Regions from separate parts of the Homo sapiens genome. Here region 2 is linked to region 1. A link is a loop called in an ENCODE intact Hi-C map of the cell type or tissue named here. Cell type or tissue: ascending aorta. All regions are shown on one strand. Links, peaks and the distances in the headings refer to the core of each region. The heading gives the core; the rest is flanking DNA.

Region 1 (14,494 bases), core at 11,600-14,099:
CCAGAACCCCGAAACTATTCTAACAAATCAGTCCTACACCTGCTCACTCACCTCACCGTTCCTTCCTGTGATTCCACAGTGGAGGCTCCTGCCCACGTCCCCCTTTCCCTCGGGCTTTCTGGCTGACCCTGCAGCTTCCCCCGCACAGCCCTGCGTGGTGCACCCCCTTCTGTCCTAGGGATCTGTGAGTAAGCAGCCATCTCTCCAGTGACAGTCATCTCCTGCTCTGTTGGCCTCACCACACAGCAATAATAAAACCTGTGTTTTAAACCAGCAGGAGCCATGTTTGTCCCATCCCTCACCACCCCCAGGACTGGGTTAGTGATGGTGCCAGACAGTGGCCAGGCCTCCTCAGAGTGGCATCTGCCTGGCCACAGCTGTGGGCGCTTTCTCAGGGTCAGGTGTGGCTGGGGATGCCGCCCTGAAGGAGGTGCCATGCCTACCTTCCTGGAGTCCACATTCTGGACCGGCAACAAGCACATAAAATAAAGAGAAGTGAGAGATATTCCAGTAGCTGGGGCAATCAGGGAGCCCACGGAGGAGGCACCATGGGAGCAGAGCCCCAAGGGGAGTGTGGTGACAGCGTGGGGTCATGGAGGCAAAACCTGCAGGCAGAGCTGAAGAGGAGCCACTGGGGCCAGCATGGCTGGCAGGGTGTGAGCCTGGGGAGCACAGGGATGAGGCCCTTGGGAGCCACAGAAGGACCAGGGTTTGGCAGGGATGTTCCCCACGGAATTGGGCCACGTCTCCTTCCCACTCACAGGTCAGTGTCCTCCCCTGCAGCTGGGCACACCCACACCTCCCTCCATCTCCTCCCCCTCCCACCTGCTGCTCCCTCTCCCGAGACACTCTCTCTGGGCTGCCCATCCCCATTATTCACCATCTCTACTCAAATGTCACCTTCTCCAGGAAGCCTTCCTGATCCCCCTGTCTAAATGCTTCCCACCACAATCACTGAATCAGCCTCCTATTTCAGCACTGCTGGGAACCATCCTGTCTATTTAGTTGTTTACTTCACTTATTTAACACATTTTAAGAACACATTTTTTGATTGCAGTAACATAATACTATATATATATATATATATATATATATATATATATATATATATATAAAATACGATTTGCCATTTTATGCCATTGAAACTTTTTTAGTATGGTAAAATATAAATATAACATAAAACTTGCTATTTTAATTATTTTTAAGTGTACAACTCAATAGCATTAATTACATTCACAATGTTGTACAACCACCACCAATATCTATTTCAAAAACTTTTCATCATCCCAAACTGAAACTCTGCGTGCATTAAACAACTCCCCATCCTCCCCTCCCCAGCCCCGGTGGCCTCCATTCCCCCTTCTGTCTCTATGACTCTGACTGCTCCACTCACTTATATGAGCGGAATCATACAATATTTGTCTTTTTGTGTTTGGCTAATTTCACCAGCATAAGGTTTCCCAGCTCATTTGTACTGTAGCATGTATCAGAATTCCCTTCCTTTTTGAGGCTGAATAGCACTCCACTGCATGGATGCACCACATGTTCTGTATCTGTTCCTCCATTGATGGATACTCAGGCGGCTTCCACCGCTTGGCTATTGTGAATAACACTGCTGTGAACATGCGTGTGCTAATATCTGAGTTCCTGCTTTCCGTTCTTTTAGGTACATATCTAGAAGTAGAATTGCTGGATCATATGTTAATACTGTTTAACTTTTTGAGGAACTGCCTATTTTTCTTTTCTTTTCTTTTTTTTTTGAGACGGAGTCTCGCTCTGTCGCCCAGGCTGGAGTGCAGTGGCGCAATCTTGGCTCACTGCAAGCTCCGCCTCCCGGGTTCACGCCATTCTCCTGCCTCAGCCTCCGGAGTAGTTGGGACTACAGGTGCCCGCCACCATGCCCGGTTATTTTTTGTATTTTTAGTAGAGACAGGGTTTCACCATGTTAGCCAGGATGGTCTCAATCTCCTGACCTCGTGATCCGCCCGCCTTGGCCTCCCGAAATGCTGGGATTTTAGGCGAGAGTCACCGTGCCAGGCTGGAACTGCCTATTTTTCTCAGTGGTTGAACCATTTTACACTTTCACCAACAATGTAAAAGGGTTTCATTTTCCCCACATCCTCGCCAACACCTGTTATTTTTGTTTGTATTTTTTGATAGTAGCCATCCTAATGGGTGTGAGGTGGTATCTCATTTTGGTTTTGATTTGCATTCCCTTAATGACTGATGATGTTGAGTATCTTTTCTCCTGCTTGTAGATCATTTGCATATCGTCTTTTGAGAATTATCTATTCAAGTCCTTTGCCCAGTTTTGAATTGGGTTGTTTGCTTTTTGTTGTTCTTGTTGAGTGTTAGGATTTCTTTCTATATTCTTGATATCAATCATTTGTCAAAGATTTCTAAATGTGAGCTAATGTCAGATAAAAGTCTAGCTCTCACAAGAGTGGAGGGGTTGGGGAAGGACAGCCCTTGACCAACAGAGCCGGGAGGTTGCTTTAGACCCTGGAGTTGGAACAATGGCCAGCCGCTGAGCCGGCCCCTCAGAAGCAGGCCATGATCAGCAATCAAACACACAGCCCAATTTTTGGAGGACAAGATCCTTATTTCCCACCCTGGCACCAGCAAGCTGTACCGGGAACACAGGCCACCTTCTCCTTGCTGCCTGCTGCAGGCTGGAGGCTGGTACAGCTGCTCCAGGAAATGCTAAAAATTCACTAAAATGTCCCAGCCTCCTCATCAAGATCTTCCCTGCAAGCTGCAAGCATTTCACTAAACTCCAGAGTTTCAGAAGAGTTGCTTCTGATAATTCACGCCAGCACAATTGTTTCAGGGGAGGGATTCCCAGAGCTTCCTACTTTGCCATGATGTCACCCCTGTTGTCAATGAGTGGCTTCATTTATGGGCTATTCATTGCTGGTGAACAGAGACAAACTGGTTTTTCTGTGTTGGTCTTGTAACCCACAACTTTGCTGAGTTCATTCATTTGCTCTAGTAACTTCCTTGTGGATTCTTTGAGATTTTCTATATATAGGGTTGTGTCATCTGTGAATAGTTTTACTTCCTCCTTTTCAGTCTGGGTCTTTTACTTCTTTTTTTCTTTTTCTTGCCTAATGACTCTGGCTAGAACTTCTAGTGCAATATTGAACAGCAGTGGTGAAGGTGGGCATCACTGTTTTGCTCTTGATCTTAGAGGGAGAGCTTGCAGGCTAACAGGTTTTGACTGAGGCCTGTGATGTTCCAGGCTCTGGGGGAACAAATGTCACTGCTGGATGGGAGTGAGACAGTAAGCAACACAGGTGAAGAAGGGTCAAAAGGCCAGAGGGTAGAACGTGCCACTGAGAAAATGAAACAGGGAACAGCAATGAGGGATGTAGGGCAGGTGGGGCACCGCGTTTTACCTTGTTTAGGGGAGGCCTCCCTGTGGAGCTGACATCTAAATGAGCTCCTGTGGGGTGTGAGGGAGGGAGTCCCAGGGAAACTGGGGAGAAGAGCATTCCCTGTGGAGGACACAGCAGTGCCAAGACACTGAGTGGGAGTGAACCAGGCCTGGCCTGGCCAGGGCTGCAGGAATGGATGGAGCCGGTGAAGTTGAGAGCTGTTTGCTGCACTCTACTAAATGCTCAGAGAGCAGGCGCCTCCGTCTCATGGCCCTCTGTGCCCCAGCCCAGCACAGTGCCTGACACACGGTAGGTGCTCCATGAACATTAGTGAAGTGACTGTGGGTCCCTGAGTGGCCTGATGTGGGCTGCATGTGTGGATGGCCCACTCTGCCCACGAGGCCACCAGGCCAGGCTTCGGATGTCCCAAGATGAAGGTTAGATTACTGAAGATCATGTTTCTCCACACTGCCAAATTAAACTCCTGCCTCCAGCCCTTCGCATCCCTCATAGCCAGAACTGGCAGGGGGAAGGCCTGGCCATCTGTGGTTTAACAACCTCTCTAGACCCCATGCCCTTCCTGAATGCTCCCATTGTGGGGGACGTGCACTTGAGAAGCAGCAGTGAGAGCCTGCAGGGCATCCTGGCCTGACGCGCATGCACACGGCTCCTTCAGCAGGGGCAAGCCTCTCCCAACCTGCTCCTTCTGGAGTCTTGTACCTGGAGCCTGGTGTCTTGGGAAATATATTTGGCCGCTCAAGGAACAAACTCTCCACACCCACAGTGAGGCTCAGGCAGGGTTCTGGCCCAGAGGGACCAGCCGCAGGCCCTCTCCTGACAAGTCCACGCGCGACCCCAGTGCCTCTCCTGGAACTGGCCCCGCACTGGGCTGGGTGCTGAGGGTGCAGGGCCAGAGCTCCGGGCATTCCTGCAGCCCCCACCCCTGCCCGCCCTGATGCCTCAAAGGAGGCTGTGGCCAAACCAGCCCCTCTGCCAAGGCTTAGGGAACAGCGTTCTCATCACAAAAGTCATAAAGCTAGACACTGAGCAGTCTCCCTCTTAAATCCTTCCCGTCATCTGGGCAGAGGCCAATAGTCCTCCCGGGCCACAGGCCCTACCCAGTTGGCCCATGCTGGCCTCCTGTCTCTCCCTTGAACACACCACGCCCACTCCCACCTCAGGGCCTTTGGGCCTGGCCAGCCGCCTAGAATGCCCTTTCCCTACTTGGCCTCCAGGCCCCTGCCCTGGGCCCTCTGGTTGAGGGGGGGTCCTATCTGTACTTGGCTCAGCATCCCCAAACCTCTCACTCCAGGTGGCTCAGTGTCATTTTGGCCCCTACCTTTGTCCCAGCTCCTGCAGCTGACCCCAGGACACAGAGCTCAGCAGTCCTCTTGACTGAAGCCCCTGGCCAGGTCCCCTGCCCACCTTGCCCATGCCAACCTCCCTGACCCACCTGACTCTGAGACCCCTGGCCCTGGGTGCCAATCCTGGCTCTGCCTGTCTGGCCTGGTTTTCTCACAAATGCACAGGCCCTCAATCAATCTCGAGGAATTACCAATGCCACAGGGTCATAGGGTACCCCAACTAGGCACTCCCCCTCATACCAATAAACAAATCAATATAGTTTACATGTCCTTCAACTGTCTTGTGGTAGCATAATTATCTGCATTGTTTTATGGGCACATTGAGAGTTAATTTGTTATCTATAAACATTTCAAAGCCATCTTTGTTTTTAAACCTTATTCCAGCCCTTCTTCATTTTAAAATTTACTCTGGAGCAAAAAAAGAACGAGAGAGCGTGTGCACACCTAAGTGTAATGGTGGGGGTCACTGTTTATAGCAGCACACTTTCTGAAACAAGCTAATCACCCATATGAACAGAGAATTGGTTAATAAATTATGATACAGCCATACTGAAAGATTACTATTCTACTCAAAAGCACAAAAAGTATAAGGGAATTCTTGATGTATTGATAAGGAACAGTCTCTACAATGTATGGGTTAATTAAAAAAATCAAGGTGCAGACAGGGTTTTCATTGTGTGATCTCCGTGTAAGAAAAGAACAAACCTCATCTACACACATTTGCCTGTATGTGCACTGAGCTGGTAGCCTAGAAGAGACAGGGGACAGTGGCCATCTCTAAGGAAGGGGCACTGTATGCCTTTGACAGGGTGGGAGAGGCTTTTCACAATGAGGGGCTTTTAACACACTTTTGAATTTTGAACCATGGAATACTATGCCTGGTCAAAACCAAATTAAATTCCAATAAAAAAGCTGAAGGGCCCCAGGTAGGCCTGGGCAGCCTCCCTCAGCGTCGCCCTGTGTGAGATCTTGGCAAATGCATGCAATTCCACTAGGGCAGGCATGTTTCATCCAGGGCCTAGCGCCAGCTGACCACCTCCTTGGAGCCCAGCCTGGCATTTGTGGTCAGAGGGGTGCTGAGAGAAGCTCACCTTCACGGTGACACCTTCCTCATGGTCTGTTGTGGGTTGAACTGTGTCATCCCAATTCGTATGTTGAAGTCCCAACCCCTACTGTCTCAGAATGTGATCTTGTTTGGAAATAAGGTCTTTGCAGCTGTAATTCACTAAGCTGAGGCCATTCTGGAGCGGGGTAGGCCTCCAATCCAATGTGATGGGGTCCCTGTAAAATGGGGAAATTTGGACACAGACACACACAGGCAGAATTCCACATGGGCAGGAAGGCTGAGATGGGAGTGATGCTTCTACAAGCCAAAGAGCACCAAGGATTGCCTGCAAAGCTCTGGAAACCAGGAGAGAGGCCCGGAATGGGTTCTCGCTCAGAGCCCTTGGAGGGACCTAGCCTTTTGGACAACTTGATCTCAGACATCCAGCCCCCAGAGCTTGAGAAAACAAATGTCTGTGACTCCAGCCCCCCAGTTTGTGGTGGTGCTTTGTTACAGCAGCTGCAGGCAATCCATATGCCTTGTTTCAAGGGAAGTAGGCAGATCTATGACTCCTGCCTAGTGTTTGGTTTAGAGCTACCTTAACCTGTGAGGGAGCTGGACAGGCTCCGAAGCTGCCCCTGACCTCTGAGAGTGCCCACCCTGGCCCGGTACTTACTGTCATTGGTCATGTTCTTGGAGACTATAGTGGACGGTATCTCAGACATCTTGGCTGAGGCCCAAGAGGTTGATGCAAGGCTTCTCCTCTTCTAAAGGAGATCCTCACCTGAGGAGTGACACAGTGCTTGAGCCTGGTGGTCCCCAAGCCCAGAGCTTCCTTCCCCCTGGGTGGCTGACAGCCACCGACATTTGCTGAGGGCTCACCTTGTGGGGACACCTGCCGGCTCCCTGCCTCTCCCACCCGAGGGTCCACTCTCACCTCCTGGACTTGGCTCTAGCTGCCTACTTTTTCTGTGCTTAGAACACATCAATCTTGGCCTCAAGCCTTTGCATTTTCGGCCTCCTCGGCCAAAAAATATTCTCCCATACCCAGCTGGGGGTGCTGGGCTTCCTTCTCTTCAATTCCGAGCTCAAATGTCACCTCTTTAGAGAGACCTCTCACCATCCCATCCAAAGTGGTTTCTTCCTCCCCACCCCCATGTGGCCTTTATTTTCTTCTCTGCAATTCCCACTATCTGATTATCACTTTAAAAATCCATTCGTTGTCTATTTCCCCCTAAAATGTGAGCTCCATGAGAACAGGGGGGTCTTTTCTGCTCATCCAAGCTCCTGACATACCCTTGGCACTTCTTAACTTCATCCATTGAATGAATTTTCATTTTTGCAGGGGAGGAAGCAGAGATTCAGCGAGGTGTCCAAAGTCACAGTCAGGAGGGGCTGCCTCTGGAAAGGGCCCCCACTCTAAGCTTGTGCCATTCCTGCCGCATTCCTGCTGCAGCCCCCTATTGGGTGAGCCTGGGGTTCGCAGGGTCGCCTCCTAACACCCGCGCTCTGCAAGGCCCCGAGCCACACAGCGAGGTGCACAGGGATGGTAGGACAGATGGGGTGGATGGTAGATGGGTGTGTTTCAAGCAAGTGGCATGCGAGCGGGCAGCCTTGGAAGGCGCCTTGCAAGTCCGCTCCCGGCCACGCGCGCCCCTCGGGCCCTGGTTTCGCACCCCTGCCGCCGCCCCCACGCGCCCTCACGGACCCCGCGCGCCCCCTCTCCCCGGACCGCGAGCGCACCCACCGACCCCGACTGCCCCGGCTCGCTCCGAAGCCTCCGCGCTGCAGTTCTCAGCTCCAGGAGCAGGGCTCTTGGGTTTACGTCTCCAAGGCAACCATTCTTCAGGCTGGCTGTGACGCCACAAAGGCCGCGGAGGCTGGGCGCTTGAGGGCTGGGCCTGCGGGCCGCGGGACAGGGAGGGCGCGGGGCCGGGCTGCTGGGTCCGAGCTCTGGGCACGATGTCCTCCCTGACGCCGCCAGGACAGCGCCTGGCCCAGGCCTGGGCCTGGTGAACGCGGGTTTCTTCCTCTGAGGTTCAACACTCCGCACTTGGGTTGGCTCCTTTCATCCTGATTGGTTTATTCGCCACGTGCCAAGCACTGAAGAGGGCGTGCAGGATGGATACTTTTGGAGCAAAAATAGCCCTGCTTCTTTCCTGGGGAGGGATCGCACTTTCTAGAGGGGCGGTTTTCAAAGTATGGTCTCAGGACTAGCAGCATCGAAAATGCTGGGAACTCGTTAGAAAAGCAAGTTTTCAATCCTCGCCCCAGAATCAGAAACTCGGGGTGGAGCCCAGCAATGTGTGTCCTGACAAGTCCACGCGCGACCCCAGTGCTGGCTAGGGTTGCAAAGCCACTGCTCTACGGAGCGAGCGAGATCCATCATAGTGGGACAAGCGAGAGGATGAGGCCATACAGACCAGGGCAAGTTTTGAGCGCGCAGATCCACCAGCTGCTTGAAGCCAGGGGCACCAGGATGTCTGGTCCCCCAGCTCAGGGATCCTGTCTCCCCACAAAAAGCAGCAGCAGAAGACCCCTCTTTGAGTTCTGAACATGTTCCTAGATTTTCCCAGTATCTATGGGGATTGAGAGATTGATAAAGGCTGCTTGGAGCTGAAAGCACAGTCAGTGACTCATCTTTTCAGGGACATTTAGGGGCTTCTGGGGGGACTCTGGAGCAGTCTGCAGCCCAGCAATGTAGTCCCAGTGAGGATCCCAGCTGTGCCAGGCTCTGCCTAAGGCCGGTGTAGTGGGTGGGAAGACCACATCCACAACAGGAACTCCATTGGAGCTGGGGGTGGGAGTGAGGAGGAGCTCCCAAGATGGAAGGAGCAGGGATCCCTGAATCTTCGCTGGTAGAATAGTGTCCCAACTTGCAATATCCACAGTGGGCTTTGCACAAGGGAGGAAGAATGTTGTATTGTGTTAAGCCACATATGTGATTTGTGCATGTGTGCATGTGCACATGTGTGCACATGTAGTGTGTGTGTGTGCATGTGTGCACGTGTGTGTTCGTTACAGCTGCTATTGTCAAATGTGCTGAAAGACAAGTTGTCCCTTTACCCTTAGGAGAGAGGCTCCTTACACTGACATTCAAAGTCCTCAATGACCCGGCCCCAGCCTACCTCTGCAGCCTTATCTCCCTACAAACCATCAAAGCAGAACAAAAACCTGTCCCTCCGATTTAGGTTTTAGCAAACCACAAGAAGCACTTCATAAACTGGTGACTCAAGTAGAAAAGTAAGTGTTTTTGTAATGGTTTATCTAAATACAAGGTGCTCTAATGAGACTTTTAGGAAGCTAGAACATAAGTGACCCAAAGAGAACAAAGGTACCCAGGCTCCTGCCCATTCATTGTCATCAACAGATCAGTTTATGAACAGTCGTGAATCTCCCCATGAACCTTACAGAGTGTTTTCTATGTGCCAGGTACTGTTCCACGCACTTGACACCAATCCACCCATTTCACCTGCATGATCACCCTGCCTTTGCATGAGTTGCCGGTGTGGACAGAGCAGGGACACAGTGAGACAGCGGATTCCAGCTTTGCTCTTACCTAGAACACACTGCCTCTCACCAGGAATCGTCCTTCCATTTTATGCAGTTATCCCAGACAATGATGCACAAGCTTTGGGAAAAAAACCCCACAAGTCCAAAGGTGTACTTCATAATAAAGGCAAGTTATCTGTCAGTTTGTGTGTTCTGGCCTTTGTTTTTGCTCTTGGTAGCTTACAAGGTTAGAAAGAAAACCACCTAGAAAACGTGACCTGATTTGGAACTTTTAGTCTTAGCCTAACAGGTCTAACTAGAAATACCATTTGCTGATTAAAAGCTAATTTTTAAAATCAGATGCATGATTGGTGGAGCAATGGTGGCTGGCTGGCTGTGTGGTGAATCGTAGTGGCCTGTGAGCTGTCCAGCCCAGGCAGTGGGCATGTGGATGTCTGCTTCAAAATCCTTCCAACATTTCTGTATGTTTGAAGCTTGAAAATGTTCATAATCAAACATTTTGGGAAAAGCTAACAATCTTCTTAAAGGAGAAATTCGTATTTCAGATTTCGTATTTTCCTCCTCAAAGAAGGTATATCAGTCTGGGCTCTCGGGAATAAACAACAGAAAGCAACTATAGCCACTTGGGGGAGAAAAGGACATGGGGGTGCCCCCAGACTCTGTAGGACGATAGGGAATCAAGCTGGGAGATGCTGTAGCCTGGAGCGGAGCCCAAAGCCATCGCAGGCGCGTTCTGGCAGAGAACATGCTGTGATCCGAAGTCTGCTATGCACTCCTGACCGGTAGGCAGCACCTGGATCGCCTGCCTGCACCTCCCGCCTTCCACACAAGATCTTTGGCTTCTGCCGTGGGAGGAGGGACTCAGAAACCAGGGGGGTCAGGAGTAGTCCTGTACCCAGACAGGGTATTCAGAGGTCTACCAGAACGACAAAGCCTGAGAGAGCAGCTTGTATTTCTTTCCTGCAGCACCTGGTCTCACCGTTGTTCTACAGCACAGCAGGCCAGGCTGGATTGGAGAGTCACCTTCAAGGTAAAATGCCTTAGATGCCCAGATCTCTCACATGGGGGTTTTCCTTTTGCTGAGAGGTGGTAGGTTATGGAGAATGACAGCCATGTCTACCGTGCTTCACGGTGAGTCAAGGGCTTTCCACAGGGAGGGCAGTGATATGAGCTCTTTGCACTACTTACACTGACCTAGGAGCCCCTGCATGGGTTGTGGCCTGCAGGACCATGTTTCAGGGGAAAGCTGCAAAGTCCTTAAAGAGTGTCTGAAGCCCCATCCCCCCTCCCTCTCTGGGAACGTGTCCCCAACCAGTGCCTGCCAGGTGCTCTAGCCTGGCATGCTTTTTATATTTTGTGAGCAATCACATTAATCAGATTGCTTTCCTGCCAGCTCAGATGGATGGATAATTTGATTGGAGTCTAGGAAAAAACAGGGATGACTTTTGGCATCCACATCCCAGGCATATCACATTTGACCACAGTGTCAGAGAAACAGTGCTAGTGGAATAAAAAAGAAGGTCTTGGAGCCCAGAGTAAGACTGGGCTCATATGTGGTCACAAGAGACCACATATCCTATGAAGGCGCCTAGATGGAATTGGGGAAACAGGCAAATGGGCAGTGGTGGCTAATGGAGATGGGATTTTGCTCTTTAGGGTGATGAAAGTGTTCTAAAATTAGACTATGGTGAACATTAGATTTACTCTGAATATAGTAAAATGCACTTTAAGTGGGTGAAGTTTAGATATGTAAATTATATCTCAATAAATATTTTCAAAAGGAGAAGAAGAAAGGGGTCCACATTGCCAAGTGCTCTTGAGTGGCCAAGTGAGAGGGACTGAAGAGTGTTCATTGGATTTGCCAACAAATCGGTTGACCTTGGTGTGAGCAGTTTCAGGATCTCCTGGGGGACTGAGATGGATGGGTGACGAGGAAGAGGAGAAAGTGCCCTGGACAGCACTTTTGAGGGTCCTGGCAGTGGCTCTATCTTGCTCCCTTATGGGTGTGCAGACCCACAGTGGGCCTGGAGAAATGACCCTGGTCTTCCCTGCAGCTCTGGTGGAGGCTAGGTCATTAAAGCCAGACCCCCAGTGCCACAGTTCAGAAGGCAGGATGCTGGGGCATGCAGCATGGCAGGTGAGAAAACTGCATGGCACTGGCCTGGTTCCCAGGTGTGCTCCTGGGCGTGGTCTCCACAGGTGGGGGTGGGGTGCAGGTCCCAGGTGGTTAGGGGACTGTGGTCAGCCAGCCAGGAAGAGGGGTTGAGACTAGACCAGGTTGTGGGCGTAGAGGAAATGAAAGAGACATACAGAGAGAGAGAGAGACAGAGAGAGAGTGTGTGTAGAGGCAGAAGGCAAGCTGGAGGGACCATGGTGCTGAGGAGGCTAGGGTGGGATCCAGATACAGGAGGAAGGGTAGGAGATGTGAGCATCAGGGGTGCTCCCCGGGAGGGCGTGATTTAGCCCCAGGAGCCCGGGGAAGGTAGTCTTTACACTAGTTTCAGGTATCATTTAGGTTGTATTTTGCTTCAAGAAACAGAAAGCTTCACCAGAAATGACTTACAAAGAAACTTCTCATGAGTAGCCCCTCAGAACACCTCTCCTCATATCTTAGCCAAAAAACTGCATGCCTAAACTAATCGCTGCCAGGGATAGAAGCTGGGGACTCTGTGGGAGGCCCCATCCCGGTGCCATAGGGCTGGTGCCTGGACGGCATCCGTTGTGTTAGGGAAAGGGATGGGGGGATCTGAATGGATTCTGGCTTGGCCATAGCACCCACTCCATGACATCCCCACCCAGGTGTCTGCAAGCCCTGAGGTAGGCAGCTCGCTCTGGGTTCCCTCGTCATCTAGCCCAGGAGCGCCGCTCTCCAGCGGATGCCTGGGGAAACCGCGTATGTGCACATACACCGAAAACTATGTCTGCGAGGCGAGATTATGGCTGATTATTTTTTTCCTATTGCTCGCTCTCATTTTTCTTTACAATGAAGTTGTAGACATGTATTACTTCTATAATAACAAAACAGTGAAAAGTAGAAGAAATTGCTGGGGGGCACCGTGACCCCGGGTGATGCCCGAGCTCTGTGGCGCTGTTGACGAGGACTTTCGGGTCTGGCCTCTTCCCGCGGCCCCCTCGGTGCCCTCTGCCTGGAGCCCACTTGGTTTCCAGGCTTTCCCCTCTGCCGAGCCCCTGCCAAGGGCCTAGCCCCTGTCCTCCTCCCATCTCTTCCGCAGCCAGTCTTTCCGTCTCAGCCCCAGCCTCGCCACCCCTGCGCCCAAGTCTCGGCTGATATGTCCTCTTTTTGCCCCCAGAGCCATGATCACTTCACGAGGACCTCTGCTGGTGTCTCCTCTGCTGTCCTGGAGGTCCCAGAGGACAGGAGCTGTGTCCTGTGACCTGCTGACCGCAACGCGTAGCACCTGGAAGGTGTTCATAGGATAGTTCCTCAAATGAGTCAATGGACAGTGAATGGGGAATGGAGTGGACGGTGGACGGGAGGGCAAGTTGTTTCCATGAAAGGAGGAAATTCCTGTGGAGGGAGTGGACAAGGCATGCCTGTTTGAGCCACGCGCAGATGAGTGAGTGGGTGGACGAGGCACGGACTGCGGGGAACCCGTGGGTGGGCGAGGCGTGGACGGCAGGACGCTGTGGGTGGGTGGACGATGTAAAGGGGGCTGGTGGCCGAGGCTATGGGCAGACTACGCGCTCGGCGGGAAGAGCAGGGCGCTAGGGGGCAGACGGGCGAACCGGCCGCGCGCTGTCCGCATCCGCCACGGCGTGGCGCCCCGCACCGTCAGCGCGCCGGGCGGCGAATCCCCTTTCTGCCCAGAAGGGACTTACAAAGAGGAACCTTTTGTCCCAGGCGGCGGTGAAAGGTTCCCGGTGACGCAGGCTTGTAAACAAGTTGAAAACCGGCCCTGGTCAGGCGTCAAGACGACCGCGCAGGCAGTGCTGCCGCGACCTGGGCTCGCTCGCCCGCTGCCGGGTCCCCACAGTTCCTAGCTCGCAGGCGGGGCGCGGTACCAAAGGGGCGCCGGAGGGGCCAGAGACCCCTCCACAGGCCCCAGTGTCCCTTCCTTGAGTTGTTACAGGAATCCACAGAGATATGTTGGGCAGGGCCTCCAAGCCTACAGAGCCCCTCTGCCAAAATGCTAACACATTTTTCTTTTTCTTTTTTTTCTTTTTTTTTTGGCAGCGTTTAGCTCTGTTGCCCAGGCTGGAGTGCAATGGCGCGATCTCGGCTCACTACAACTTCCGCCTCCCAGGTTCAAGCGATTCTCCAGCCTCAGCCTCCTGAGTAGCTGGGACTACAGGCACCCGCCACCGTGTCCGGCTAATTTTTGTATTTTTAGTAGAGACTGGGTTTCACCATGTTGGCCAGGCTGGTCTTAAACTCCTGACCTCAGGTGATCTGCCTGCCTTGGCCTCCCAAAGTGCTGGGATTACAGGCGTGAGCCACCACGCCTGGACCACTCTCACACTTCTAACCCTGCCTGATTTCAAACCTTCAGCCTGATTTTATGCATAATTGAGATTTGTGTGTTTTGTTTGAGACAGGGTCTTGCTCTGTGGCCCAGGCTGGAGTGCAGTGGTGTGATCTCGGCTCACTGCAGGCTCAACCTCCGTGACTCAGGCGATCGTCCTGCCTCAGCCTCCTAAGTAACTAGGGCCACCACAGGCATGCCACCACAGGCATGCCACCACACCTGACTAATTTTTGCATTTTTTTGTAGAGACAGGGTCTAGCTATGTTGTCCAGGCTGGTCTTGAACTCCTGAGCTCAAGTGATCCTTTCACCTTGGCAAGTCCCAAAGGGCTGGGATTACAGGAGTGACACCTCCCCCCACCCCCCGCCACCAACCACATCCGACTTCAAATCCAGCCCCACCCCAGCCTTGGCTTCATCAGATCCAAATTTATTCCAAATCCTGATTGAGGCTCACATTTTGAACCCAATCTTCCCCAAACCCTAACCCAAGGTGTCCACCCCAACTCTAATAAGGTCTTTTAGTGCAAAACCCGTTACTAACAGGATGCTAATTAGAGCACCTGGTAAACTTATAGCAACATACTTTCTTTCTTTCTTTTTTTTTTTTTTTTTGAGACAGAGTCTCTCTCTGTCACTGAGGCTGGAGTGCACTGGCCCCATCTCGGCTCACTGCAAGCTCCACCTCCCGGGTTCTCCTGCCTCAGCC
Region 2 (14,494 bases), core at 5,371-7,870, 100 kb after region 1:
CACCGAAAATGCACATCACTTCTGTGGCATTGCCACGGAATTTCCAAAAAGGCATTACCTCAGTCCAATGCAGAGAAGGCGTCAGGCAGACCTAGGCGGAGAGACTGTCCAAGAGCGACAGACCCATCCTCTTAAAAAGCCGGCCCTGACACAGAAAGGAGACAGAGAAAGGTGACAGCCAAATGCACGTGGGAGCTGGGAACAGAGGAGGGCACTGGGAGGGGCCTGCCTGCCGTCCAGCTCTCGAGACCACGGCGAGGTGAGTCTCAGCTCTCATAATCGCACTCTGATTCATGGAATGCCGGCATGAGAAGAGGCTGGGGGTGGGGAGGCTGCTTTCGCAATTCTTCTATAAGTCTAAAATTATCTCAGAATGGGACACTTTCGAAAGTGAGTTCATGAATAGAAACAGGCAGTGGCAGTGTATGTGTCACCCTCTAAGCATATTCCATGGCCCTTGCTAGGATCCGACTTGTGCTGATTTAGGAACAAATACTGCAGGTGAGATGGCACCACCATGAGCACTTTCTGCAGGGTCTTCTGGACAGGCATGGAAGGGGCTACCTGAGCCCTGGGGTGAGAGGCATTTAGAGTCCGACGTTGACACATCTCAAACCAGACCTCTCTCAGACAGCCCAGGCCCTGTGGCCACCAGGTGTGTGCTTACACAGGCCAGAAATGCTTCACCCCTACAGACATGTCTGGGTTCTCCACAGCTCCTCCCAGACCCCGAGGAGGCTCCTGGAATGTAACCTGGCCAAAACGGAGCTCCAGATACCACCCACCCACAAGCCAGCTTCTCCTCTGTCTTCCCTAGGTCAGAAAATGGTCCCAAACCAATAACTCATCATCTTTTCTTTTTGAGACAGGGCCTCACTCTGTCATCCACTGCTAGAGTGCAGTGGCACAATCATGGCTCATTGTACCCTCAACATACCCAGCTCAAGCGATTCTCCCACTTCAGCCTCCCAAGTAGCTGAGACTACAAGTGTGCACCACCACACCTGGCTAATTTTTTTTTTTTTTTTTTTTTAGAGATGCAGTCTTGCTATGTTGCCCAGGCTGGTCTTGAACTCCTGGGCTTAAGCGATCCTCTCACCTCAGCCTCCGAAAGTGCTGGGACTAGAGGCATGAGCCACCGCCCCTGGCCTAAACATCATCTTTGATTCTCTGTTTCTTTCATGCTCTCCTGTTTGCTCTGCCTCCAAAATCTATCCTTAGTCCATCACTTTTTCCCCCTCTGCCCCTTCGTCTCTTCTCCACCAGGCAGACAACTGAGCCTTTTAAACCTCCATCAGATTTGTCCTCTCCTGGCTTGGACCCCTGCAATGACTTCTTACCTGGGTCCAGCCTCCTCTGCCCCTCCTGCCACCTGCAGACCTTCGAAAGGTCCTCTTTGTCTCCTTCTGGGAGCTGCACCCCTGCCCTGTCTTCCTGCTAAGCACTGGCTGCTTCCCTCCCCTCGTCCAGACTCAACCCCATGGACACCTCCCCCACTGCTGCTCGCTCGCTCTCCCTTCTCATCTCATCCTCCTTCCTCTGCAGTGCTTATTCCTGCCTGGAATGCTCTTCACTGATCCTCGTGTTTATCAACCCCACTCTTCTAATGCCCATCCGTGAGAGCAGGGCCTTCTCTTTCCCTGTTTTGTATCTCAAATCTAGAACAGCATCTTGCACACAGTAGATGTTCAATAGACACTCCTTAAGTTAATTACTTAGTGAATTAGCCACTTTCCCTTCTTTAACTGTAGCCCTCCCGTGGGGAGCAGCAGGAGCTGGGCAGGCGAGATGGCCCAGGGGTTTTCTGGAGGGAAAGATAGCAATAGAAACTGTTGGCCCTGTGGCTGAGTCTGTGGGGAATGGAGAGTCACTTGGGGTGACATAGGGTCACCTGGAGCCTGCTAATTCCTCAGAAGTGGTGGAACTCTTCCCACCTGTTAATGAATGGCCCGGTGTGGGAACTGGGACCCCAGCCCTGTGCTTCCCTGGAGCCAGTCTGTACCTGGCCTCAGGTAATCATGCCACAGGGAATCTGCTCCACATCCTGGGAAGTGGAGAAAGAAGAAATCAACCAAACAGCAGGGTGCAAAGGAGGGGGCTTGCCTTGGGGACTGGAATGAATGCTCCTCTGTGGTTTTACTGTTTCAGCCACTTCCGTGGACACTTAGGGTGTGGAGGGAATGAATTAGGCGAGCCGTGATGGCAGCAGGCCACAGAAATTAAAGGGATGGCATTTGTTGAGTGGGTACTCGGGGACTTCTGGGCTGAAGTAAGAGGAGGCTAAGCCCGGCAAGGAGCAGGGATCACAACAGTTCCAGGGCACCTGGCTGGCTGGCCCAGCCATGAGATTTGAAACCTCGTCTCCTGGTGCTGCCAGATCCATGGAGCCTGAGTTCTAGGTCTCTGTTCATCCCTAACATTCCTGGGTGACCAGCTGATCAGCAAGCCACAGGCAGGTGGCAGAGTCCTGGTCACAGATGCAACCGGCCCAGGGACATCTGTGAGCCTGGAGAAAGCACACATCAATGGCAAAGGCCGGGACGCAGCCACCTGGGAGAGTGGCAGCCCCGGCCTCCTTCCCTCCTCCAGGGAGCATTGCTGCTGTGGTTTAGGAACACTCGTTTGCAGTTTACTTATTGACCAGCCAAAGTCTTGACAGTTTTAAAGAACACTCTTTAATTTATCTCAATGTCCAATTTCAGCCCTCCCAGTTCTGGCGAACCTTCCTCTGTCCCGACCTTGGTTATTCATTCCATGTGGGCTCCTCTTTCTTCTTAGCCTCTCCACCTACATTGTTCTGGATGCTTCTCAAGCTTTTCTCCTGCTCAGCTGGACCTCTTTTGTGCGGTGTCAGTCTGATGTTTCGCAGCTTCCAGGCATTATTTTCAGGGGTCTTTTGCAAGTCTTCTATTTTTGCCCTCATTAAAAAATATCGTGGGCTGCTCTGGTCTTAAGGTTGCTGTGCCCTCTTTCATTTCCTTGTAAGTAGGTTTCTGCCATCCTCTGAAATTTCAAGTGGGAAGCCACCTGGAGGCTAGGTGAACAGGGCAAGGGCATTGCCCCTTCCTGTGGGAGCCCCTCCCTAGGTCACACGTGACTTTTCCTCCACTTGCTCAGAAGTCTTTCCATTTAACTGCCTTTCCTCTTCAGCGGCTGCTGAGGGTTCCTGGTTGTGGGAGAATGTTTCAGACATGGCCCTCTGTCACCTTCTCTGAAGGCAGTGGCCTGTAACAAGATGAAAGTGGATAAAGATAAAAAAGATTCAAAAAAATGGTAAAAGTACAGAATGAGACCTTTTGACAAGGCTTATATGAAAATTTTGAAGTAACTCCGTCAAATGGCTACATTAAATGTAAAAGTGGTATATAATTTAAAATGGCCAAATAATATGTAAAGTGACCCAGTTCTGTTTTCTTCCAGATTCAGAAGGGAATTGGGCCATTCCTTCTCCAAAGCAGAACGTACTGCAGCTGTGAGAGTTCTAGGAGAAAATTCAGGTGGATGCTTCTGTAATCTTGGAATGGAGGCTAAGCCTGGCAACAATGCTAGAAAACAGTGCTGAAGTTTGACAGATTTAGCCACATACAATGGCAAATGACAAACTGTAAAAGGAATTCTTGTGAGACAGAGGAAGGAAGGAAGGAAGGAAGGAAGGAAGGAAGGAAGGAAGGTAGGAAGGAAGAAAGGAAGGAAGGAAGGGGCACCCTAATAGGGCAAACAGTAGTATAGGTCAGAAATAACTTTGAAAGAACCACAGGGTGCTGGTGGGCCAATCAGGGACAGACAGACCCCCTCTTCCAGGGGCTGGGCTGGGCTGGGGTGGGGTCCACAGGTGCAGCCCTGGAGCTGGGCTTGCCTGTCTGCATCCAAGCATCCCTGTGCTTTCCCTGTGAGCTGGCAGTCCCCACTATGAGATTCTAGCCTGGGAATGTGCTATAGGGAAGCTTACAGCAGCAGATCATAGAAAAGCAAAATAGAAATGTGAAAGGAAAATAAAAACTTGGGACCCCTACTCCCTCCGCCAAAAGAAAAAAAAAATGCTGAAAGTGGAGTCATGCAAGAAGCTGCCTTTCCCTTTGTTCCTAAGCAGATAGAGACAGATAAAAGGTTAAAGATCTCCACTCTGCATTCACCTTATCTTGTGTGAAGAGTCGAGTTACTGAGCATGGGACGAACACATAACTGACCATTCCCCTACATGCTCCTTTTCTTTTGCAACATTTGGATTCAGTAATGTGACCATACCCTCCCTCTGTCCCCTCCAGCTGGCTTTTTCCTTTAAATACTGAAGCCCTCGAAATCATCTTTGGAGAAAGGCACAGACCTGTCTCCCAAGACGTGTCCTTAATCTTGGCAAAGTAAACTTCTAAGTTGATCGAGGCTTGTCTCAGATATTTTCAGGTTTACAGAAAGAAATTCAATTTCAGTCACAAACGGAATGATAAAATAAGTTGTTACGCATCCATAGAAAGAAGATATTAACATGGTAAGCCCTGTATTTATTAACCTATGCTTACGATAAATAAAAACAGGCTGTATGGTCAAAGGTGGAATACAGCTATAAGGAGAGAAGAAGTGAGAAATGTATCGTCTTTTAAATTCGTTTCCTTTATTACTAGTGAAGTTGAGGATATGCTCCCATTTAGGGGCCGGTTACTTTGTCTTCTGTGAATTGCCTGTTAAATCCTTACCCATTTCCTACTCTTTTCTTATTGATTGGAAAGACATGTTTATGCAACACAGATATTAACCATTGGCACATTACTTCTATTGTAAACTATTTTCTCCCTGCCTGGAATTTGTCCTTTAATTTGTTTAAGGAGGCATTCATTTAGTTCTTGCAATATTCAAATCTGTCAGTCATTTCCTTTACGGTTTCCAGGTTTTGTTTGCTGCTTAGTAAAAGCCTTCTTCACCATAGGATTTTAAAAATATTCTTCCATATTTGGCTTTAAAACTTTTATAGATTTTTTAAATGTTTAGCTCTTTAATACACCTGGAGTTTATTCTTGCAAATGGTAAGAAGATTCTAACATTGGTTTCAAAATGGATAGTGAGTTTTCCCCAAAGCCTCTGTTGACCTTCCATCTTTCCAGCTTGGCTTTGAAAGGTCTCCTGTATCAAATACTAAATTTCCCCATAAACATGAATCTGTTTCTGGATTTTCTGTGTGAATTACTGAAGTCTTTTTGGAGGTTTTCGAAATCATCTTCAGGATTCCTATATATTTTCTCTTTCAGATGAACTTTCAAATCAGCTTCTCAAGTGTCAACATCCTGTTGCGATTTTCATTGATATTGAACTGAATTTATAGATTTTGTAAGCAGAAAAAAATTATTTTAATTTTTTGAGAAAAAAAGTTTTAAATGGTTTGTTTTCAGACTGTGTCAAGATATCCCTACCTCCGAAGTTGTCAGGTTTGCGGACCTTGGGGTGAAGCGTGGGGCTGCTGGAGGCGTCCAGCCCTGACTGTGTGTCCAGGACAATGAGCCCCGAAGTGAGCGGGCCGCGTCCTGTTGGCGCAGCCAACTTCACGCCCTCTGTCCAGGGAGGACTAAGGGACAAGCTGCAGCAGGCGCAGAGGACGCTGTTGGTGTCCGGGAGGCCGCTGGTACAGGGCGTTGGGCGTGGCTCCTTTCCAAGTGCCTTGCACTTTCCAGGCTGGGCTGCAGAAGCAGGCTCGGGGGCGACTCGCGTGGGGACTGAAGCAGCCAGCCTTGGCACCTGCCCACAGCAAATAACTGCCTTGACTTGATCTGGTTTTTTTGAAGAAAGGTTTATTCATACCCATTATGTGCGCATGTGTAAATTCAAACCCACGGCTTGCCGGAGCCTGGGCTTTCTCGAACATCAGTTGCTCCCATGCTACCATTTTGCAGTTTGCCCGTCTCCAGTAGATGATTTCTGAATATTTTAATCAACTCATTATTAACCATTCACACGTCTACCTTAGCCTCATTTTAAGCAATTGCACCTGTGGGTTTCACAGGCCTGCTGTATTTTTAGTACATATTAAATAAAGCATGTCTGTTGGGGCGTGCTGTGCTTGCCCACCTGCCATGTCGAGTCATTGTAGCCGCACGCTGGCAGAGAGGACGGAGCCTGAGTCCGGGTGCCGAAGGCGTTGGTCTTGCCCGGGCTTTGGCCCCAGCCGCTGCCAAAGACCTAGAGGAAAGAATTTCAGCGTTAGGGCTTCATCCGCCTATCGTGGAATCAGGACTTCGACTCAGCGCTCCAATTGCTGGGGCGGTGAAAGGCGTATCCCCGCGGCGCGGCGCCTGAGGGAGCCTCTGGAGCAGATTCCCATGCACAGACCCTCGCGGTGATGGGGACGGAGGGGGAAACCCAGGCTCCCGAGCAAGCTGGGGCTGGCTTGGGGCCAAGGAGTGTCCTTATTCTGTAGCTCCCAGAGCTCACAGGAGGGGGCTGGGGAGGAAGCGGACAGCCGGGAGTAGGGGCAGAAGAAAGCGCCCACATCAACTGGCTGGCACGAACCACATGTTCCCTAGAACGGGAATCCCTGCCGGGTGAGGGAGGCCGGAGCTGAGCCGCAGCCCCAGGAAGGGCGGGGCCTCTTCAAAGCATTCCCTCCGCAACGCTCTGGTAGCCCTGGGACTCCAGCCTCGCCTGCCAGCCCCAGCTCAAAAGGCCTCTGTCTCCCTCGGGCCTGGGGGTGGGAGCAGCCTCAAGATAATGGAGTGCGTGAGCTGGGGCCTCATTCAGACCTCTCCCCACCGTAAGGAGAGAACAGAGGGCCCGGACAGGGAGCGGGGGACTGGGCAGAATCACACAGCCAGCCAGGGGCTCCAGCTACAGTCCCCTGAACCAGCCCAGGCCATCCCTGACTCCCAGGGGACACTGGTAGCTGTTTTGGCTCTATTGGGGCCGGGGGGGTGGGGGGAGGCTAATGCTATGGAAAACATGCCGTAGGCATAGTGCAAAATGGACCAGAAGGAAAATTTTTAAAGTGGGACAAATACAGTACAGAATGCTGAGCTAATATGCTTAAACATCTTAAAGCAATACATAATTTTTAAAAGAAATGTCAGGCCAGGGGTGATGGCCTGTAATCCCAGCACTTTGGGAGGGAGAGGCAGGAGCATCCCTTGAGCCTAGGAGTTTGAGACCAGCCTGGGCAACATAGGGAGACCTCGACTCTTAAAAAAATAAAATAAATGTCAAGTACTAAAATTAACTCAAGATATAAAAAAAACACTGGAAAAGAAATCTCACTTAGGTGCAAGTCTCAGAATCATAGCAAAGCAAATGTAAACCAAAAATTAAATTCTAAGGCTCCCCCCAACCATCTGAATGGAACCCTCCTCTTGGCCAAAGGTATTCCAAAGTTAACCTGAAAAACTTGTTTAGGCCATGATGGGAAGAGGGGTGGTGGGACATGCCTCTTTATACCTGCCTCTCTTTTGGAATTCAGGAAAAGGTGACCAATGTTAACATCAACATAGACCTTAGTGTCTGATGAGAAATATTTACCAATTCTCTCTGAAGGCTGCTACTTGGAGGCTTCATCTGTGTCATAAAACCTAGGTCTCCACAACCTCTTATAGTAACCCAGACATTCCTTTCTATTGGAAATAACTCTTTCAAGCAATTAGCAGTCAGAAAATTCTTAAACTACCTATGACTGGGTGTGGTGGCTCACACCTGCAATCCCAACACTTTGGGAGGCTGAGGCGGGCAAATCACAAGGTCAGGAGTTCAAGACTAGCCTGGCCAACGTGGTGAAACCCCATCTCTACTAAAAATACAAAAAATTAGCTGGGCATGATGTGGGGGCGCCTGTAATCCCAGCTACTTGGGAGGCTGGGGCAGGAGAATTGCTTGAACCCAGTAGGTGGAGGTTGCAGTGAGCCAACATCATGCCACTGCACTCCACTCCGGGTGACAGTGCGAGATTCTGTCAAAAACAAAACAAAACAAAACAAAACAAAACAAAACAAAAAAACCTACCTGTGACCTGGAAGCCTCCACCTCCCCCTTTAAGTTTACTTATCATCAAGACCTCCTGAGGCTGTGTCACAGGTGTGTGTTCTTAACCTTGGCAAAATAAACTTTTTCTAAATTGATTGAGTCCTAACTCAGATATTTTTGAGTTCATATAGAATATGAAGAATCCACCAGGACAATAAAACAAAACAAGGCTTGTCCAGGGATTGTAGACATGGATCATTCTTGCAAGATCCATTACTGCTGGTCATTAGATTATTAGGCAAAGCAAGAGATTAGCGCCTCAAAAGGTTCTGAATAAGTATTTCATAATGTAATACCATATTTAGTATAAAAAGCTTTTGCTGGTTAGGAATAAAATATCCTTAATGAAACAAAAGGAATTTTACCAGAACCCAACAGGCATCACTATACTTTCAGGGAAAGACTTGAGTGGTATTAAATGCCTTTGAAAATCCAGTGGGGAACCTGGATGTTATACACACAAAAATAAATTTGTGGACATGCATTGAAAATTTTGTACAGATTTTCAAGGGGCTCATGGGGCTGCTTGAAGCCTTTTGGTGGCCCTCTTAGACATGTCTGGACCCTGGCTTCAGGTCTCTGAATTACAGGGGGTAAGCCAGAGTCACATGCAAGAGTGACGTACTCAGTTCTGTATTCAAATCCCAGCTCTGCACCCAGATGCGTAACTGTGGGCAACTTACTTAACCTAAACTTTGTACCTTTGCTTCCTCATCTGAAACTGTGGCTCACAATGGAACCCACTTCACAGTCATAAGGAGGATTTAATATTAATGTATGCAAAGCTCCTAGCATATAATAAGAGCTCAATAATGTGTAGCAATGGACTATTATTCAAAGGAAACACATCCTTTTGGGAATAAAATAAAGATTCCTGCCTCATCTGTCACTATTTCATATTGTATTTGAGATCCTAGACAATGAAATGAGTCTAGAAAATTATTTAAGCTGTAAATATTAATAATATAGATAAGAACCATTTTTACAAGTATAATTTTAACTCCTCAAATTTAAGAAAATAATATAAAAACTATTAGAATCAAGAAATGTTCAGTAAATTAAACAGATTTTCCATATAATAGAAATAATCATAAGATATAAAGGGGTATATTCTATCTCTCATAGCAACAAAAACTTAGAAATAAACTGAAACATAAATGTGATTCTAGTCAGGGCAGTAAGTGAAGAAAAATAAATAAGAAGCATCCAGATTGGAAAGGAAGAAGTAATGCTATCTTTATTCACAGATCACATAACTTGTATGTAGGAAATTCTAAGAAATCCACTAAAAAACTATTAGAACTAATAAAAGAGTTCAGCAAGTTTGCAGGATACAAGATAAATGAATATACAGTAATGTGCCACACAAAAACATTTGGTTAACAATGGATCGCATATACGATGAGGGTCCCATAAGATTATAGTGGAGCTGAAAAATTCCTACTGCCTAGTGACGTCGTAGCTGTCGTAATGTAGTAGCACAATGCATTACTCACCTGCCTATGGTGATGCTGGCGAAAACAAACCTGCCGTGCTTCCAGTCATTTCAAAGTCCAGCACACACAGTTATGTACAGAACATAGTGTTTGATAATGATAATAAACGATTATGCTACTGCTTTATTTACTATATTCTATTTTAATTGTGGTTTTTAGCATGTACTCCTTCTACTTATTTAAAAAAAAATAGCTGCTGTAAAACAGTCTCAGACAAGTCCTTCAGGAGGTATCCAGAAGAAGACACTGTCATCACACAGGAAATGACAGCTCTATGTGTCATAAAGCTGAACACCTTCCAGTGGGACAGAATGTGGAGGTGGAAGATGGTGATGTTGATGATCTTGGCCCTGTGTTAGCTTAGGCTAATGTGTGTGCGTGTTCTTCATTTTTAACAAAAAAGTTTAAATAGTAAAAAGAAAATAAAATCATTTTAAAATAGAAAAATACTTATAGAATAATAGACAATATTTTTATACAGCTGAACAATGTATTTGTGTTTTAGTCTGTGTTATTATAAGTTAAAAAGTTAAAAGAAAATTAAGTTTATACATTAAAAAAGATAGGTAAGTTTAATTTATTTAAAATATTTAAATATTTAATTTTTTTATTTTAAATATTTTTATTTTAAATATTTAAATATTTTAAATATTTTTATTTTAAATATTTAAATATTTTAAATATTTTTATTTTAAATATTTAAATATTTTAAATATTTTTATTTTACATATTTAAATATTTTAAATATTTTTATTTTACATATTTAATATTTTAAATATTTTTATTTTACATATTTAAATATTTTAAATATTTTAAAAATGAATTTAGTGTAACTTGAATGTACAGTGCTCATAAAGTCTACAGTAGTGCACAGTAGTGCCCGAGGCCTTCACATCCACTCACCACTCACTCACTGACTTGCCCAGAGCAACTTCCAGTCCTGGTAGCTCCATTGATGGTAAGTGCCTTATACAGGGGTACCATATCTTATCCGTTGTAATATATTTTTACTGCCCCTTTTCTATGTTTAGTTATGTTTACATACACAAATACCATTGTGTTACAATCACCTACAGTTTTCAGTATAGTAACATGCAGTATGGGTTTGTAGCCTAGGAGCAATAGGCTATATTGTACCATATAGTTTAGATGTGTAGTAGGCTAAATCATTCAGATTTGTGTAAGTACACTCTAAGGTGTTCACACAATGACAAAATCACCTAACATCACATTTCTCAGAATGTATCCCTGCGTTTAAGTGATGCATGACTGTACAAAACTTAGTTGTATTTCTATATGCTTGCAATGAACAATCTGAAAATAAAATAATGAAAACAATTCAATTTGTAATAGCATCTAAAGGAATAAAATGCTTACAAATAAACAAAAAGAAGTGTGTAAGGGTATTGAAAAAACATTATCATTTTCCCCCACTGTACTCTTACAATACAACACAGAATTCTTCTGTGAACAAATATATAAGGATTTCTCCCTACCAATCCACCAAGCAAATTTCGGCCAGATTCTCTAGTGGGCACCAGTTAGACGTTCTCTAATTCAATTAAATTCTGACTCTGTTTACCTAGAGATAGTGTTAGATTCCACAGATAGAGGGCTCAGCCCCACAAAACTACCTCCAATTCAGATACCTGGAACCCTGACTACAAACCAGGATTGCCATGACCTCCCTCCTTGGGGTCAATTAATTTGCTAGGATGGCTCACCAGAACTCAGGGAAGCACTTTCCCACATTTGCTGGTTTAGTATAAAGGACATTAAAAAGAACACAGATGAACAGCCAAATGAAGTATATGTAGAGTGAGGTATGTGGAAAGGTGTGCGGCAGTTTCATGCCCTCTCCAGGCATGACACCCTCCAGGAACCTCCATATGTTTAGCTATCTAGAAGCTCCCTGAACCCAGTCTTTCTACATTTTTAATAGAAGCTTCATTACATAGACATGGTTGATTAAATTGTTGGTCACTGTTGATCAACTTAACCTTCAGCTTCTCTCCCCTCTTTGGAGGTTGGGGGTGGGGCTGAAAAGTCCCAACCCTCTAATCATGCCCATGTTTTTCCTGTGATCACCCCCACATCTTCAAACTACTTAGGGGCTGCTATCCACCAGTCATCTCATTAGCATACAAAAGACATCCTTATCACGCTGGAGATTCTGAGGGTTTTAGGAGTTGTATGTCAGGAAATAGGACAAAAACTATATATATATATATATATATATATAAATATATTTATATATGTATATCACAATATCACAATGTAATGTGTAAAACTTATACTCAGAAAACTACAAAGCTTGGTTGAAAAAAATTGAAGAACTTAAAAATGGAAGGACATCCCATGTTCATGGATCGCATATGGTATAAGATGGCAATACTCTCCAAATTGTTCTACAGATTCAAGTCAATCCCTAGATTCTTTATAGATTTTGACAAATGGATCTAAAAATTAATGTGGAAACTCAAGTGACCCAAAATGGCAAGAAGATTTTGAAAAAGAAGAATGAAGTTGGAAGGCTTGCATTTCCTAGCTTCAAAACTTACTACAAACCTACAGTAATCAAGACCATGTGGTACCAGCGTAAGATTCAACAGAATAGAATTGAAAGTCCAGAAATAAACCCCATGTGTCTATGGTTAACTAATTTTTAATAAGGGTGCCAGGTACATTCAACAGGGAAGGAATAATCTCTTTAACAAATGATGCTGAAACAATGGAATACCCTAATGCAAAAGAATGTACTTGAACACTTACATCTTGCCATATACAAAAATTGACTCAAAATGGATCAAAGACCTAAATGTGAGTCCCAAACCTAAAACTCTGAAGAGAAAACACAGGGTAAATCTTCATGACTTTGTATTTGGCAATAGATTTTAAAATAAGACACCAACAGCATGAACAACAAGAGGAAAAATAGATACATTATACTTCATCTAAATCGAAAACCTTTCTGCCTCAAAGGACACTCTCAAGAAAGTGAAAAAAAATCCCACAGAATGGGTGAAAATATTTGCAAATCATATATTTGATAAGAAACTTGTATCTAGAATATATAAAGAACACAGCTCAATAATAAAAAGACAACCCAATTAAAAATGAATAAAGGATCTGAATAAACATTTTTTCAAAGAAGATATATAGATGTCTATTAAGCAAATGAAACAGTGATCAACATTATTAGACATCAGAGAAATCCAAATCAAGACAACAATGAGATACCATTTCACACCCCCACTATATAATAGCTCTAATCACAAAGTCAGACAATAATAAGTGTTAGCAGGGTTGAGCAGTAATCCTCATAGATTGCTTGTGAGAATGAAAAATGGAGCAGCTGCTTTGGAAAACAGTCTGGCAGCTTCTCAAAAAGTTAAATGTGGAGTTACCATTAGACCAGCAGTACTTTTTCCAAGACGACTGAAATATGTCCACATAAAAACTTGTACATGAATCTTCATAGCAGCATGATTTGTAATAGCCAAGAGGTAAAAATAACCAAAATGCTCATCAAATAATAAATGAATAAACAAAATGTGGTTTATCCATACAATAGGAATATTATTTGGTCATAAAAAGGAACCAAGTACTAATACATGCTTCATACAATATGATTGAACCTTGAAAACATCATGCTAAGTGAAAGAAGCCAGTCATAGAGGATCACATATTATATGATTCCATTTACATGAAATGTCAAAGAGCCCTGTTGCTTTGGTCTGTAGGGATAGCAGATGGGGCTGGGGTGGGATAGTAGCTAAAGTGTACCAGGTTTCTTACTGAGGAAATGAAAATGTTCTGTAATTGAATCTGGTAATAGTTGCACAACTTTGTGAATATACTTAAAAACATTTAATTGCACACTTTCAATGAGTGAGTTGCATGGCACATGAATTGTATCTTAATAAAGCTGTTAGAAAAAAATTAAGTAAATGGGCGCAAACCAATGTAGGGAAACAATAACAATAAAAGTCAACTAAAGGCATATAAAGAGAATTAAATAAGCAGTGACTTTCCAGATTCCTGGAAAAGGAGATTCAACATTTTAGAGACAGAATTTCTTTTAAATTAATCTACTGATTCATTTCAAGTCCATTCAAATGGAAGTGATTTGAAATTCAATGGTTGATTCTAAATTTAATCGGCAGGAATACATGTTTGAAAATAGTTCAGATATTTTTGAAACAAAAAAAAGCAATGTGGTTATTTGTATTATCAGATGCGATATCATATTATAAAAGCACAGTGATTGAAAGAATTCTTCAGGGCACAGGAAAAGGCAAATAGAGCAATGCAGGAGTACAGAGAAACAAAACCAGTGTCTTGCATGCCCGGCCCTTTAGTAGGTGATAAAAGTGGCATTCCAAATCAATAAAATGGATTGCAGTTCACCCTTGGATAATGCAGGGGTTAAGAACACCCCTCACCTCCCATGCAGATGAACACTTGTGTATAACTTTTGGCTCCCCCAAAACTTAACTACTAATAGTTTATTGTTGACCAGAAATCTTACTGATAACATAAACAGTTGATTTACACATATTATGCATGTTATATGTATTATGCACTGTATTCTTACAATAAAGTAAGCTAGAGAAAAGAAAATGTTATTAAGAAAATGCTGAGGAAGGGAAAACATATTTACTATTCATTAAGTGGAAGTGGATCATCATAAAAGTCTTCATCCTCATCATCTTTGTGTTAAGTAGACTGAGGAGGAGGAGGAAGAGGAAGGGTTGGTCTTGCTGTCTCAGAGGTGGCAGAGGCGGGTGAAAATTTGCCTATAAGTGGCAAACCCTTGCAGTTGAAACCCTTGTTGTTCAAGAGTCACCTGCATTTGGTAAATAACATTGGGCTTTATGGCCAAAATCAGTAAAAGTTAGATTTCTTCCACATACCTATCCATAAGAATAAATTCCAGAAGAAATAAATATTAAGACTTTAAAAATAAAACCTTAAAGGAATTAGAATAAAATATGGAAAATGAATTC

The links. Hi-C counts contacts between places; a loop is a spot of excess contacts. Peaks named below come from ENCODE experiments on the same cell type or tissue, not always from the same donor. Only the 100,000 strongest peaks of a DNase experiment are listed, where the experiment ranks them.
Region 2: it touches region 1 in a loop (7-fold over the local background); 1 of 110 quality-filtered maps calls a loop at or near these places.

The regions. Positions count from the first base shown.
Region 1 is chr3:126,388,018-126,402,511 of GRCh38, reverse strand. It overlaps LOC107986044 (a long non-coding RNA gene), which reads left to right and starts at 10,264. Exons shown (of 3, transcript XR_001740563.1): 1 at 10,264-10,329; 2 at 12,611-12,877. CFAP100 (cilia and flagella associated protein 100) reads right to left here and starts at 7,603. Exons shown (of 17, transcript NM_182628.3): 1 at 7,534-7,603; 2 at 6,463-6,570. The coding sequence starts at 6,511. It overlaps CFAP100-DT (CFAP100 divergent transcript), which reads left to right and starts at 7,714. Exons shown (of 2, transcript NR_103789.1): 1 at 7,714-8,213; 2 at 9,219-9,480. RefSeq lists enhancers at 4,198-4,707, 12,432-12,980. In ascending aorta, for the core only: a CTCF peak has its summit at 13,051 (motif pointing right); a DNase peak (open chromatin) is centred at 13,161; H3K4me3 peaks cover 1,181 bases; H3K27ac peaks cover 1,387 bases.
Region 2 is chr3:126,279,684-126,294,177 of GRCh38, reverse strand. LOC107986124 (a long non-coding RNA gene) reads right to left here. Exons shown (of 3, transcript XR_001740882.2): 3 at 2,653-6,165. It also overlaps a transcript of KLF15 not described here. Among named protein-coding and RNA genes, the nearest start is that of KLF15, 70 kb to the left of the region's middle. RefSeq lists enhancers at 1,904-2,404, 5,092-5,636, 5,637-6,182. In ascending aorta, for the core only: a CTCF peak has its summit at 6,391; DNase peaks (open chromatin) are centred at 5,637 and 6,347; H3K4me3 peaks cover 1,740 bases; H3K27ac peaks cover 2,500 bases.